Linked DNA regions of Homo sapiens: region 2 is linked to region 1. A link is a loop called in an ENCODE intact Hi-C map of the cell type or tissue named here. Cell type or tissue: HCT116. All regions are shown on one strand. Links, peaks and the distances in the headings refer to the core of each region. The heading gives the core; the rest is flanking DNA. Region 1 has its middle 26 kb from the start of GP2. Region 2 overlaps VPS35L (VPS35 endosomal protein sorting factor like).

Evidence for each region. A loop is a pair of places that touch in the nucleus more often than their neighbours do. Peaks named below come from ENCODE experiments on the same cell type or tissue, not always from the same donor. Only the 100,000 strongest peaks of a DNase experiment are listed, where the experiment ranks them.
Region 2: it touches region 1 in a loop (2.5-fold over the local background); 2 of 110 quality-filtered maps call a loop at or near these places.

What each region holds. Positions count from the first base shown.
Region 1 is chr16:20,296,306-20,306,120 of GRCh38, reverse strand. No RefSeq gene overlaps it. Among named protein-coding and RNA genes, the nearest start is that of GP2, 26 kb to the left of the region's middle. In HCT116, for the core only: a CTCF peak has its summit at 5,475 (motif pointing right); a DNase peak (open chromatin) is centred at 5,470; H3K27me3 peaks cover 1,827 bases.
Region 2 is chr16:19,600,356-19,602,855 of GRCh38, reverse strand. It overlaps VPS35L (VPS35 endosomal protein sorting factor like), which reads right to left. Exons shown (of 31, transcript NM_020314.7): 9 at 1,133-1,192. Among named protein-coding and RNA genes, the nearest start is that of VPS35L, 46 kb to the right of the region's middle. In HCT116, for the core only: a CTCF peak has its summit at 1,319 (motif pointing left); a DNase peak (open chromatin) is centred at 1,295.

The sequences.
Region 1 (9,815 bases), core at 4,004-6,503:
CACGCCTGGCTATTTTTTTGTATTTTTAGTAAAGATGGGGTTTTACCATGTTGGCCAGGCTGGTCTCGAACTCCTGACCTCAGGTGATCTGCCTGCCTTAGCCTCCTAAAGTGCTGGGATTACAGGCATGAGCCACTCTACAGACTTTGATAATCACATGTAGCGTCTGCATCTGAAATTGTTTTTACATCTGTCCCACCTGCACCCTTCACCCCAGGCTGTTAGTTTCTTGAGGACAAGGACTTCATCATTTTCAAACATTATTGGTCAAATAAATGAAGAAATAGGCTGCATCCTTTCTCTTTATCCTTTGACCTCCTCTATCATCCTGCTGTTATCTTCCAGAAGGAGAAGAAACAGCTTCACAGGAAAAGTAGAGGAGATTTTCCCATTATGGTGAAAGTGCCAAATCAGAATGTGAAATAGGAATTCTGGGCTCTGTACCAGGCATTTACTCCTATGCTGTTAGCTGATGTTAAAGAGGGTGGATTTCTTTTCCCTTAGGTCTCACCTTCTGTGCCTTCAGGGGAAGTTGGTTGGAAGTTTGAATGGTTTGTTGTTGTCGTCATTGTTTTGTATTTAGGAGGGCTGTAATGGAACGAATACAATGGTTATTGATGGAGAGTAAGTTGAGAGAAGCTCAAGGGTGATTATTTAATGGCAGGAGGGGGAGAAAAAAAGTAAATCTATAAAGAGCTTGGGACACCAAGTCCAGAACTTCATGCATATAACAGCCAATTAACAATCAAATTTTAGAAAGTCTCAGAGAGGGACTTGCAAACACACAAATATCAGAAAAAGCATTTGTAGCGGAGACCAACCAAAACACTGGATTCTGGGAGCCTCTGTCTGAGAATGGAATTAACTTTGTTTCATAGAAGACTTTATAGGCTTTATAGGGGAGACGGGGAAGGACCTAGTTGTACATATTTCATTTCAATGCATAAACATATACCTATATACCTACAAGACACAGGATCTGGATCCAACTCTCTAAGAACCAGGACTTGGACTGTGAGTCCCAGAACATCCATGAAAGTGTTCCCACTTCTTATATGGAAGATGAGAGTAGTAGCTGCCCTAATAACTGGAGGGTTGCTAGAGAGATAAAGGAGACAAGGGATAGGTCACTTTGTGTAGTCACTTTGCAATGCATAAAAGCTAGTTCAACCATTGTGGAAGACAGTGTGGTGATTCCTCAAGGATCTAGAACTAGAAATACCATTTGACCCAGCCATCCCATTACTGGGTATATACCCAAAGGATTATAAATCATGCTGCTATAAAGACACATGCACACGTATGTTTATTGTGGCACTATTCACAATAGCAAAGACTTGGAACTAACCCAAATGTCCATCAATGATAGACTGGATTAAGAAAATGTGGCACATATACACCATGGAATACTATGCAGCCATAAAAAAGATGAGTTCAGGTCCTTTGTAGGGACATGGATGAAGCTGGAAACCATCATTCTCAGCAAACTATCGCAAGGACAAAAAACCAAACACCGCATGTTCTCACTCATAGATGGGAATTGAACAATGAGAACATTTGGACACAGGAAGGGAAACATCACACACTGGGGCCTGTCATGGGGTGGGGGGAGGGGGGAGGGATAGCATTAGGAGATACACCTAATGTAAATGACGAGTTAATGGGTACAGCACACCAACATGGCGCATGTATACATATGTAACAAACCTGCACATTGTGCACATGTACCCTAGAACTTAAAGTATAAAAAAACAAACAAACAAACAAAAAAACACATCGTACTGGCTCATGCCTGTAATCCCAATGCTTCGGGAGTCTGAGGCAGGTGGATCACCTGACACCTGGTCAGGAGTTCGAGACCAGCCTGGCCAACATGGTGAATCCCCATCTCTACTATAAATATAAAAATTAACCAGGAGTGGTGGTGCGTGGCTGTAATCCCAGCTACTCCGGAGGCTAAGGCAGGAGAATCACTTGAACCCGGGAGGTGAAGGTTGCAGTGAGCTGAGATAGTGCCATTGCACTCCAGCCCGGGTGACAAGAGTGAGACTCTGTCTCAAAAAAAAAAAAATCATACAGAAGAAAACTGCAGCATTCTCATCACCATCATTACTACCATTATTACCATTTTCATGGACTAAGCTGTTTCTCACTTCTCTTTATTTTCCCTCTTACTTCCTAGATGTGGCCAAAAAAAGCCATTTAAAAAAAATCTTTACATCTGCCAGAAATAGGGCTCATGGGAGCACGTGGGAGGGTGTTCCCCTCGCTCAGCACATGGAATAACACTTTATGAATACTTAATACATATAAATCGGCATGCTAAACATTGTAAATTTATCATCTAACTTAATCCCAAGGAAAGAAAAGAACTTTTATCGAGGAATGTGGGCTCTTTCAAATTATTAGGCCCAGAGAAGCATTCAAACGGCAATCACATCTTATTCTCCCTCTTTAGAGCTATGTATTCATCTGTCAAAACTGCCTGCTATTGCCACAAGTAGCTATGAATTAACCTAATAACACCTCACTGGACACAACATCCCACACTCTAAGGCTTAACAATGGGTAGCCAATCACTAATCAATGTTATTTCTGTAAATCAATGAGAATCCGCGGCAGAACTTTGTATCAGTCCAATCCTTGTCCCCCTCCTTTTTTGCCTTTAAAAATCTGCCTGTAATAAAGGCCAAGTGGAGCTCATATCCAAGGTGACTGATGTCTGAATCTTCCTTATCCTGGCTCAAATAAACTCTTTACGTCATATACTTTGCTTCAGCCTCTCCCTTTGATATTGGGGCTGTTATTCCATTTTACAGAGGAAGAAACATGCTCAGAGAGGTTTAAGGAACTCCTTGACACCATACAGATAACACCTGCCTGCCATTTATTTAGTGCCTACAGATGAGTCAGCACTTCAAATCACAGATAAGGAAGGAAGAGACAAACATTAGGGAACTTGCTCTAGGTTGCACAGTTAGGAAGTGACAGAATGCAAGATTCAAACTTGGATTCGCTTAAATGTAATACAGGTGCTCTTTCTGCCTCCCTGCCTGACGCTTGATGCTGGGCAATGACAAATATAAAATCTACCTCAGGCTGGGTGCGGTGGCTCACATCTGTAATCCCAGCACTTTGGGAGGCCAAGGAGGGTGGACAGCTTGAGGTCAGGAGCTCGAGACCAGCCTGGCCAATATGGTAAAACCCCGTCTGTACTAAAATACAAAAATTAGCCAGGCAAGGTGGCAGGCACCTGTAATCTCGGCTAGTATAGAGAGGCTGAGGCAGGAGAATTGCTTGAACCCAGGAGGTGGAGGTTGCAGTGAGCTGAGATCGCGCCACTGCATTCCACCCTGGGCGACAGAGTAAGACTCTGCCTCAGAAAAAAAAAAAAGAAAGAAAAAAGAAAAACAACAATAAAAAAAACTACCTCAGAACTGTGGCAAGATGTTTGTGTACATATGTGTGCCTGTGCATGACAGCATACAAACGTGCATAGTGTGTATGTGTGTATGCATGTGTGCATGAGTGTGCACATGTGCCTGTGTGTACATATGTGCCCATATGTGCACATCTTTGTGTATGCATGTGCTGACAGCTGCTAGTTAACGCAGGCAAGGGTAAATGATACTGCATCCATTCTTCCTGAGAAATTGTTAAGGTCCTTTTATCTTCAGCAAGAACTCAGAAGAGTCACTGGACCTGGGACACACAGAGGAGCTTTACAGATGATCTAATTCAACTCCCTCTTTGTGTCCACGAGGAAACTGACACTCAGAGTGCACTGAACCAGGAATCAAGAAATTCATATTTCAGCCTGACTTCTGCTGATGTGAGCAGTTCAAGAACTGCACTTAACTTCCCTCAGGTCATCTGTAAATTAAGATAATGATACCTCCTCTGTTATACTTGACGACCTGTGACTTCGCTGTTGACAAGGTATGGATGTCAAACCTTCTGGCCCTAAAACCGCCCTCTTTTACCCAGCCTGAGGCAGTCTCAAGACAAATCCCCACTGCTAAACTTGGCCTCAGAACCCTCCAGCAAATTCAGAACCTGGGAGAGTGCCTCTCTGGTACTGAAATGCTAAGCAGGAAGCTGATTCAGACTCTGAGATGCCTTGGGAGTGAAAACTTTCCCTTCCTTGATTCTTTCTGGCTCTTTCTAAAGAGCCCAGTGAGCCAGCTCCTTGTCCAGTCATTCTCCACTCTTCAAGGACTCCGAGGAACTGGCCTATCTTGTCAAGAGTTACCCTCTACTTGGAGCTCCTCAGGCGGAAAAGTAGCACTTAGAATCTTGGTCTCAAAATATTCCTGTCTGTGTTGCTCCTACTGGTGGTGACAGTAAATGAGACTGTGATGAACAAGTGGATGTGACCTGGTAACCACATAATGCTTTTACTATATTTTATTGGCATATAATATACAGATCATGCACATACATCACAAGTACAGCTTGATGAATTTTAACAAAATGAACGCTCCTGTGTAACCATCACCCCGTTCATGAAATACAACAGTGGCTGCTCCCAGAAGCCCCCTCTTGCCCCTCCAGTTCCTACATCTCCCAAAGGCAACCGCTATCCTGACTTCTAGCACCATACGGTGGTTTTGAACTTTATATAAAAGGAATATATATCATTTGAACTCAGTTTCTTACTAACATGTGCAACATTCTCTTTGTGAACCTGATCCATATTGTTGAGTTTAATTATACTTGGATCTCATTCTGATTGCTGACATGATTCTATTGGAAGAATAAAGCCTAATTTATTGATCCATTCTACTGTTGATGGACATGTGGGCTATTTCCAGCTTTCAGCTACTGGTAAGCATGCTGCTTTCTTATTTATGCCTTTTTGGTGAGCGCATAAGCTCATCTTCCTGAAGTGTATATATTCAGCTTTGGTAAATACTGCTAAGCAGTTTTACAAAGTGATTGTAACTCCACCAGTCATCATGGTTTTCACATTCCAAGATTCTTTAGCCTCCAGTATCTAGTAACAATTGACTCTACTTCCTTTGGTTCCAAACACACCCTTGTCTTTTTCTCCTCCAGGACCTTTGCACATGCTATTCTCTTGGCTGTTACAGTCTTTCCAGCTGATCTTCACATGGGCAAGTCCTCACTCTTTGGGTCTCCGTGTACACGTTACTACCCTCAGGACGGCCCTGTGCCTGTTATACTCATGACTTTATGCACAGTATCAAGCCCATGTTCAGTAAATGGTTAGCCCTAAACAAATGTTAGCTAATACTGCTGTTGTTGCAATAAATAGTCTTTAAGTCTCCCTTTCCAAAATTCTGTGACTCTAGGAAGTCAGACTGCCTAACTCTTATCCTGTGTGCGGATCCTGATGTGCCCCAAGGGTTCTAAATCCCTCACAGAAGAAGGGCAGCTGGCAGTTCCCATTTCTCCCGGTCCCCGGAGCTGCATGTGTGGTACCTGCTCTCTACTAAACAGCCAATAGAGGGCACTGTGGGAACACGTCCGCGGAAGGAGGGAGGCGTTGGTCAGAGTTCAGATGACACAGAATTAGAGCTGGAAGGGATCTGAAAAACCCATCTAGACCGAAACCTTCATTTTACAGATGAACAAACAGATGCCCAGACAGGAGATGTGACTTGCCCAAGGTCACACAGCTACTGCGTGGAGAGCGGAGATGACACTTACCCTCTTGGCATTCTCCACTCTGCGGGGGCGTTGCCAAGCACTGAATGAGGCAGCTGGCCCCAGGTGCTGAAGCTTTGAGCCGGCCAAGGCCCCTGTTTGCCAAGCCTATCACTGCCCTCAGTTTTCTCCTCCCTCCTATTCCATGAGAGAAAGGCTCTAGATGTTGGAAGTAGGACAAAACACACACTATCCCTTTGATTTTACAATTATCTTTGAGAAAGCATTTCACTTTCCTTAATAATGACTACCAATTATTGGAACTTTCTAGGTGCCAAATATCATACTGCATGCACTACATGCATTACCAAGAATGGTTTTAGGGTTTATTACCTCCCTTCTGGGAGTCTTTCCCTGATCTCCCGATTGAAAAAGATTGCTCTTCTCCCATTTCCTCTCTATCACACCAGCCAGTTTACTTTCTTCGCAGATCTTATAATTATTTTTATAATCGTTAGACTTACTTACTCATCTACTTATCTATCATCTGTTTCAATTCCTCCCCTCCTTCTGGTAGACTTGAACTCCATGAAAGAAGGATTCTGGAGCTAGATAGGTCTGGGTTCAAATCCCAGCTCATTCACTTACTAGCATTGTGGACTTGCATTCATTACTGAAACTCTCTGAGGCTGTTTCTCCCTTTGTAAAATGGGGACTCGTGCTTGGCCAAAGTTCTTGATTCCTTTGGGCCTCAGTTACCAAATCTAAGGGAGGATAATAACCCTTCATCTGCTGGAGAGAAGAGCCTCACAAGATGCTCTGAAGGTCTTGGAGCCGTGGTCAAAGGAGTACATAATGGCGTTGCCCAGCTGTGGGGCCATGACTGGGCACATGGTTTACAGATGCAAGTGGAACAGAAAGAAGAGAAAATTGGAAGATTTGAATCTAGGAGGCAAGGTTCCACTGTCCACACCGTTAACCATTATATTATGTGCCTTTTCAACCCTAGCTGCATCTATCCTGTCAGTTTCTCAGGTCCACTAACAATGAACCAGTTACTGAACTTAGGCTTCAGCCATCTTATTCCAGGGTTTCTCAAGCTCAATGCTATTTACCATTTTAGAGTTGAAGCAGCTAAGGCTCAGAGAGGTTAAGTTGTTTGCATACAGCTGAAAAGAGTTTGAACTTGTTCCTCTATGGTTTGTTTCATGCCTGGAGCAGTCAATCTTGCTCTCACCAACAGCTGCCAGAATCCAGCCAATAAATCAATGAGATGCCAACAAGGAATCTTCAAACTCATGCTGAGGACACCATAGAATAGATTCATGGGATAATTCCATCCATTCTGGATGTGTCTACATCCTAGCATCTCCCAAGATTTTTTTGTTTAACCCCAAGCTAAATTCCAAGGCTGTTACTTCCCCTTGTCTTGCTGTTGCCCTAAAATGTGTTTATTTCCCTGTGACCCAGAAAAGTCCTCACTCTTGGCAGCCAGAGCGGTGAATCACATGGTGGCTTTTCACCTGCCATTGGCACTAGGCAAACAGTTCACCACTGCTAAGAATCTCTTCCCACCCTTCTTAGAGCTTACTGCTGTTAGGACCTGCACTCAACCATGATGGTTTGTTTATGTGTGTCTCTCTACCTTTCTAACTGGTAAACTCCTTGAGAAAATGAACCATCTTATTCACCCAACACATGTAGTGGAGAAGCTGGCAGTTAAAGATGCTTTATGAATGTTTGTTGAATGGGTAGGTGGATGATGGTTGGATGGATGGATGAAAGGATGAATGGGTAGATGGATAGATGGATAGGTGAATGGTTGAATGAATGAATGGGTAGATTGACGGATGAATAGATGGATGGATGGATGGATGGACAGATGGACAGATGGACGGACAGACGGATGGATGGATGGATGGATGGATGGATGGATGGATGGATGGACGGATGGATGGACAGATGGACGGACAGATGGATGGATGGATGGATGGATAGGTGGATGGTTCAATGGATGGATGAGTGGGTGGATGGATGGATGGGTGGATGGGTGAAAAGATAAATGGATGAAAAGATGGATGGGTGGATGAATAGGTTGATGGATGAGTGAATGGATGGGTGAAACCCATACAACTCTCAATGTGACCACTGCTCACTACCACCCCCATCCAAACCTGTTCAGGTCCTATTCAGCATCTAGAGAAATCTTTGTGAAGATGCACATCTCATCATGTCACCCTTGCCCCCACCTCTGCCTGAAACACGCCAATGCCTTCCCACTACCCTTAGAATAAAATCAAATTTCCCTCCCAGAGCTTACATGGCCCTGCAAGCTGTGGTATCCACTGACTACTCCAGCCTCATTACATATCAGCCTCCCCCTCACTGATGATGTCTGGACACCCTGGCCATCCTTCATTTCCTAGAATGAGCCCAGCTCTTTCCTGCCTCAGGGCCTGTGTCTGAACTTGCTGTTCTCTCTGCCTAGAGTGCACTTTCTCTGACTCTTTGCATGTCTGACCCCTCCTTCAGGTGTCAGCTTCAAAATAAATTCTTGGGAAAATCTTCTTTTCCACCCCACCTAAATTACACCCCCCAACATACATTTTCTTTATAACGCTTGTGTAGTACATCAACATTCATTATAGCACTTTGTTGAACATTTGCATCATTATTTGTTTATATCTGTCTTACCTACTAAACTGCTAAGAGGACAGGGAGAGCAGGGACAATGTCTGCTTAAACTCACAGCTGTATCCTTAGTACTTATCAGGTAGTAGTACTCAGAAATATTTTTAACAGGGGCCTGGTGCGGTGGCTCATGCCTATATTCCCAGCACTTTGGGAGGTGGAGGCAGGTGGATCACCTGAAGTCAGGAGTTTGAGACCAGCCTGGCCAACATGGTGAAACCCTGTCTCTACTAAAAATACAAAAAAAAAATAGCCAGGCGTGGTAGTGGGCGCCTGTAATCCCAGCTACCCACAAGCTGAGACAAGAGAATCGCTTGAACCCAGGAGGCAGAAGTTGCAGTGAGCCGAGATCATGCCATTGCCCTCCAGCTTGGGCAACAAAAGTGAAACTCCATCTCAAAAAAAATGTATTTTTAACAGGTAGATGGATGAATAGACAGACAAGTACAGGATATGTTCTGACATCTCATCAGGCTGAGCACACTAGGGGTACTGCATGAGGACAATACCCAGGTTGTTTTCCTTTCCACTGAGCATCACTGATAAACATATTTAGGGACAGAACCATGGAATCGAACTGCCTTATAGTTGGATAGGATCTCTTTGATCATTAAGACCAACTTTATTTTACATTGGGAGAGATAGAGCCCAAAAGTGGAAGACACTTGCCCAGGGTCATTGTGGTAGGAACTACTTGTTACTAGTAGTTAGAATTAGCAACAGCCATTCTCTTCTTCATTCTAACTAGTAGTAAAGAATAGATACTTATAATCAGAACCCAAATTTTGTTGGTGGTGGTCATATGCTCAATTAGAAAAACTACATTTCCCAGCCTCCCTGTGAGAGAAAGGTGGTCATGGACTAAGTTCTGGCTAATGACATGTAAGTAAGAGTGGAGATATAAGTGTGGCTTCCAGAAAAATCCCCTTAAAAGAAGGTCTAAACCAGAGTGTCCAATCTTTTGGCTTCCCTGGGCCACAGTGGAAGAAGAATTGTCTTGGGCCACACGTAAAATACATTAACACTAACAATAACTAATGAGCTAAGAGAAAACAATCCTAAAAAAATCTCATAATGTTTTAAGAAAGTTTATGAATTTGTGATGGGCCACATTCAAAGCTGTCAGGCTGCATGCAGCCCATGGGTTAGACAAGCTTGGTCTAAACCTTTGCTTTTTCCCCCTTTCTTTTTCTAGAATTCAAGCACAAAGGTCAGAGTTGTCCATTCTATGCCTATGAGGCAGTCTTGATGATGAAAGCCACAAATTAAAGGCAGTAGACCAGAAAGTTAAAAATCTGGAATATTGCTGACATCTTGGACCTACCACAATTACCCTGGATCACCTACCTCTGCATTTTATCTCACGTGAAACAAAAATAAATCTCTTGAATAAGTCATTGTTATTTGGGTTTTCCGCTTATATGCAGCCAACTCAATCCATAGCTGTTATGTTCACTAATGGAATTAGTGGCACAGCCAGGACTTGAAGCTAGGGACTCCATACCTTTCATTGG
Region 2 (2,500 bases), core at 1-2,500, 700 kb after region 1:
GAGGCGGATGAATCACTTGAGGTCAGGAGTTTGAGACCAGCCTGGCCAACATGGTACAAACCCTGTCTCTACTAAAAATACAAAAATTAGCCAGGTGTGGTGGCAGGCACCAGTAGTCCCAGCTACTGAGGAGGGTGAAGCAGGAGAATCGCTTGAATCCGGGAGGCGAAGGCTGCAGCGAGCCAAGATTGTGCCACTGCCCTGCAGCCTGGGTGACAGAGCAAGAGTCCATCTCAAAAAAATTAAATAAAGATAAATTGATCGATTGATGGACAGATAGGAAGCAGAAGGAGAGAGAAAAGGAGAGGGTGGGAGAGGAGGAGGGAGAGGAAGAGAGAGGAGGAGAGAGAGGGAGGAATAAAGGAAAGAGGAAAGAAGGAAGAATATAGGTCAGGTTATAGGTTACTGTCACAAACACTTTCTATTCACCTCCTGGGAAGCCCCACTGCAGGAGCGGAGGGAAGTGGAGCGGCAATGGAGCAAGCTGGTTGCTCTAGCTTGGACGGATGAGAACGTTTCCTCATAGCAGTGCTCGGAAGTTAAAAAGAGGAATAAAGGCAAAGGATGCTGCAGCTGAGAGTCCTGCATTGCCAGACACATCATTCTTACCATTTATACGACAAAAGAAATTCATCATCCACTTGTCCCATTATAACCTCCTGGGAATTTAAACTTGATTGACAGTCAATTTAATGCAAAATCATTTGGGTATAGATTGTGAATTCAAAGCATCAATTACTATTGATCTATTTGACATCATTCTTTAATATGCATAAAGTCGTTTTTGATTTTTTTTTCCAAGCAAGTTGCTTCTTAGGAGGGAACGATACATAGGAAAAATATTAAAGTCAAGCAGCAGAGGAAAATATGTTCGTGTGAAAGTTTGGCTGAATCTAACTGTGAGGCCTTTGCAGATTCAAATGACTTGCCTGAGTTCCTACACGGGCCATTTAGAAACCTTCTAATGTTTTTAGAAGACTGAGGTGATCAGAAATCTTCAAAGGTGTTTCTTTTACTTTAACACACCCAAAATTAAAACCTTTATCAAGCTTCAATGAATCCTGACTCAATAAAAGCCTTCTAGTCCTGACTCCAGGGCAGAATGACACCCCAGGAACAGCTGCGACATTACCTGGTAAGACGCTGCGGCTATCCACACACATGGAAAAGATGCGCTCGTACACGAGCTTTCCTGGGAGGAAAAGGACAGATGGTGTTAGTATCACACTCTTCAGGAGCAAACAGTAAATAAATGTTTGTTAATTAGGGACCCAGAGCTATCATCGCCCAGACAGGCTTTAACTTGTGATGGTATGCTGCCACCTGGTGGGACAGATTTTAAGCCACATTTTTTTTGTTTTGTTTTTAGTTTTTCCAGTAGACTTTTACTTTCTTTGAAAGGCAGAAAAGTGATCGTTTTACCCTTTGGAATCTAAAGGAGTCTCAAGTATCTCCATCCACTCAGACGATGGTCCACACTCCATGCTAGGCCAGAGGTGAAAACAGGCAGCCCACGGGCTGAATCCAGCCTGTGACCAGTTGTGCATGGCCACTCCACAACACACAACAGCCCACAAAGTGTTTTAACATTTTTTGAATTGGTTACCAACACGTAAAAACTGGAAGAGGCTGGGCATAGTGGCTCACACCTGTAATCCTAGCACTTTGGGAAGCCGAGGCAGGAAGACTGCTTGAGCCCAGGAGTTCAAGAGCAGCCTGGGCAACACTGTGAGACAGGGTATGTACAAAAAATTTAAAAATTAGCCAGGCATGGCAGTGCACGCCTGTAGTTTCAGCTACTTGGGAGGCTGAGGTGGGAGGATTGCTTGAGCCCAGGAGTTCAAGGCTGCGGTGAGCCATGATCACCCACTGCCCTCCAGCCTGGGTGAGAGAGCAAGACCCTGTCTCAAACACAAAAACTAAAACAAACTCTACAACTTGGGAGAACTCACATGCCATATTTTCTCCTTCTTCACATAAAATATGTCAAAAATGTGGCGATATCTCTATAGGATAACACAGCTAGAGCAAATTAGTAGCTGCCCCTTGAAATGGCATATACACTAACCAGTTTGCCAGTCTCAACCACCCCCTACTGTCTCTCATCATCAGCGTGCTTTTCACTCTTTTATGTGACCTGCCTGGTCCCTAGAAGCCTCAGAATTTGAGATTCAACTAGAATGCAAGCTCCACAAAGGCAGAGATTTGTGCTTGTTTTGTTCACTGACATATTCCTAGTACTGATCAGTGCCTGGCACACAGGGGGTACTCAATATTTGTTGGATGGATGAACATACTAGAGGTTTTGTAGGTCATGGGTCACTTTCCTGACGACTCATCTTTGCCACTGTAGCATAAAAGTGGCCACAATGTGCAAACAAATTGATGTGGCTGCGTTCCAATAAAACTCTACACAACAGGTAGGCAGCCTGGACCCCTAAACTGGTATCAAAAGTTTTATTTATTCTGTGCATGTATTTTCAAAATGTTATCAATATGT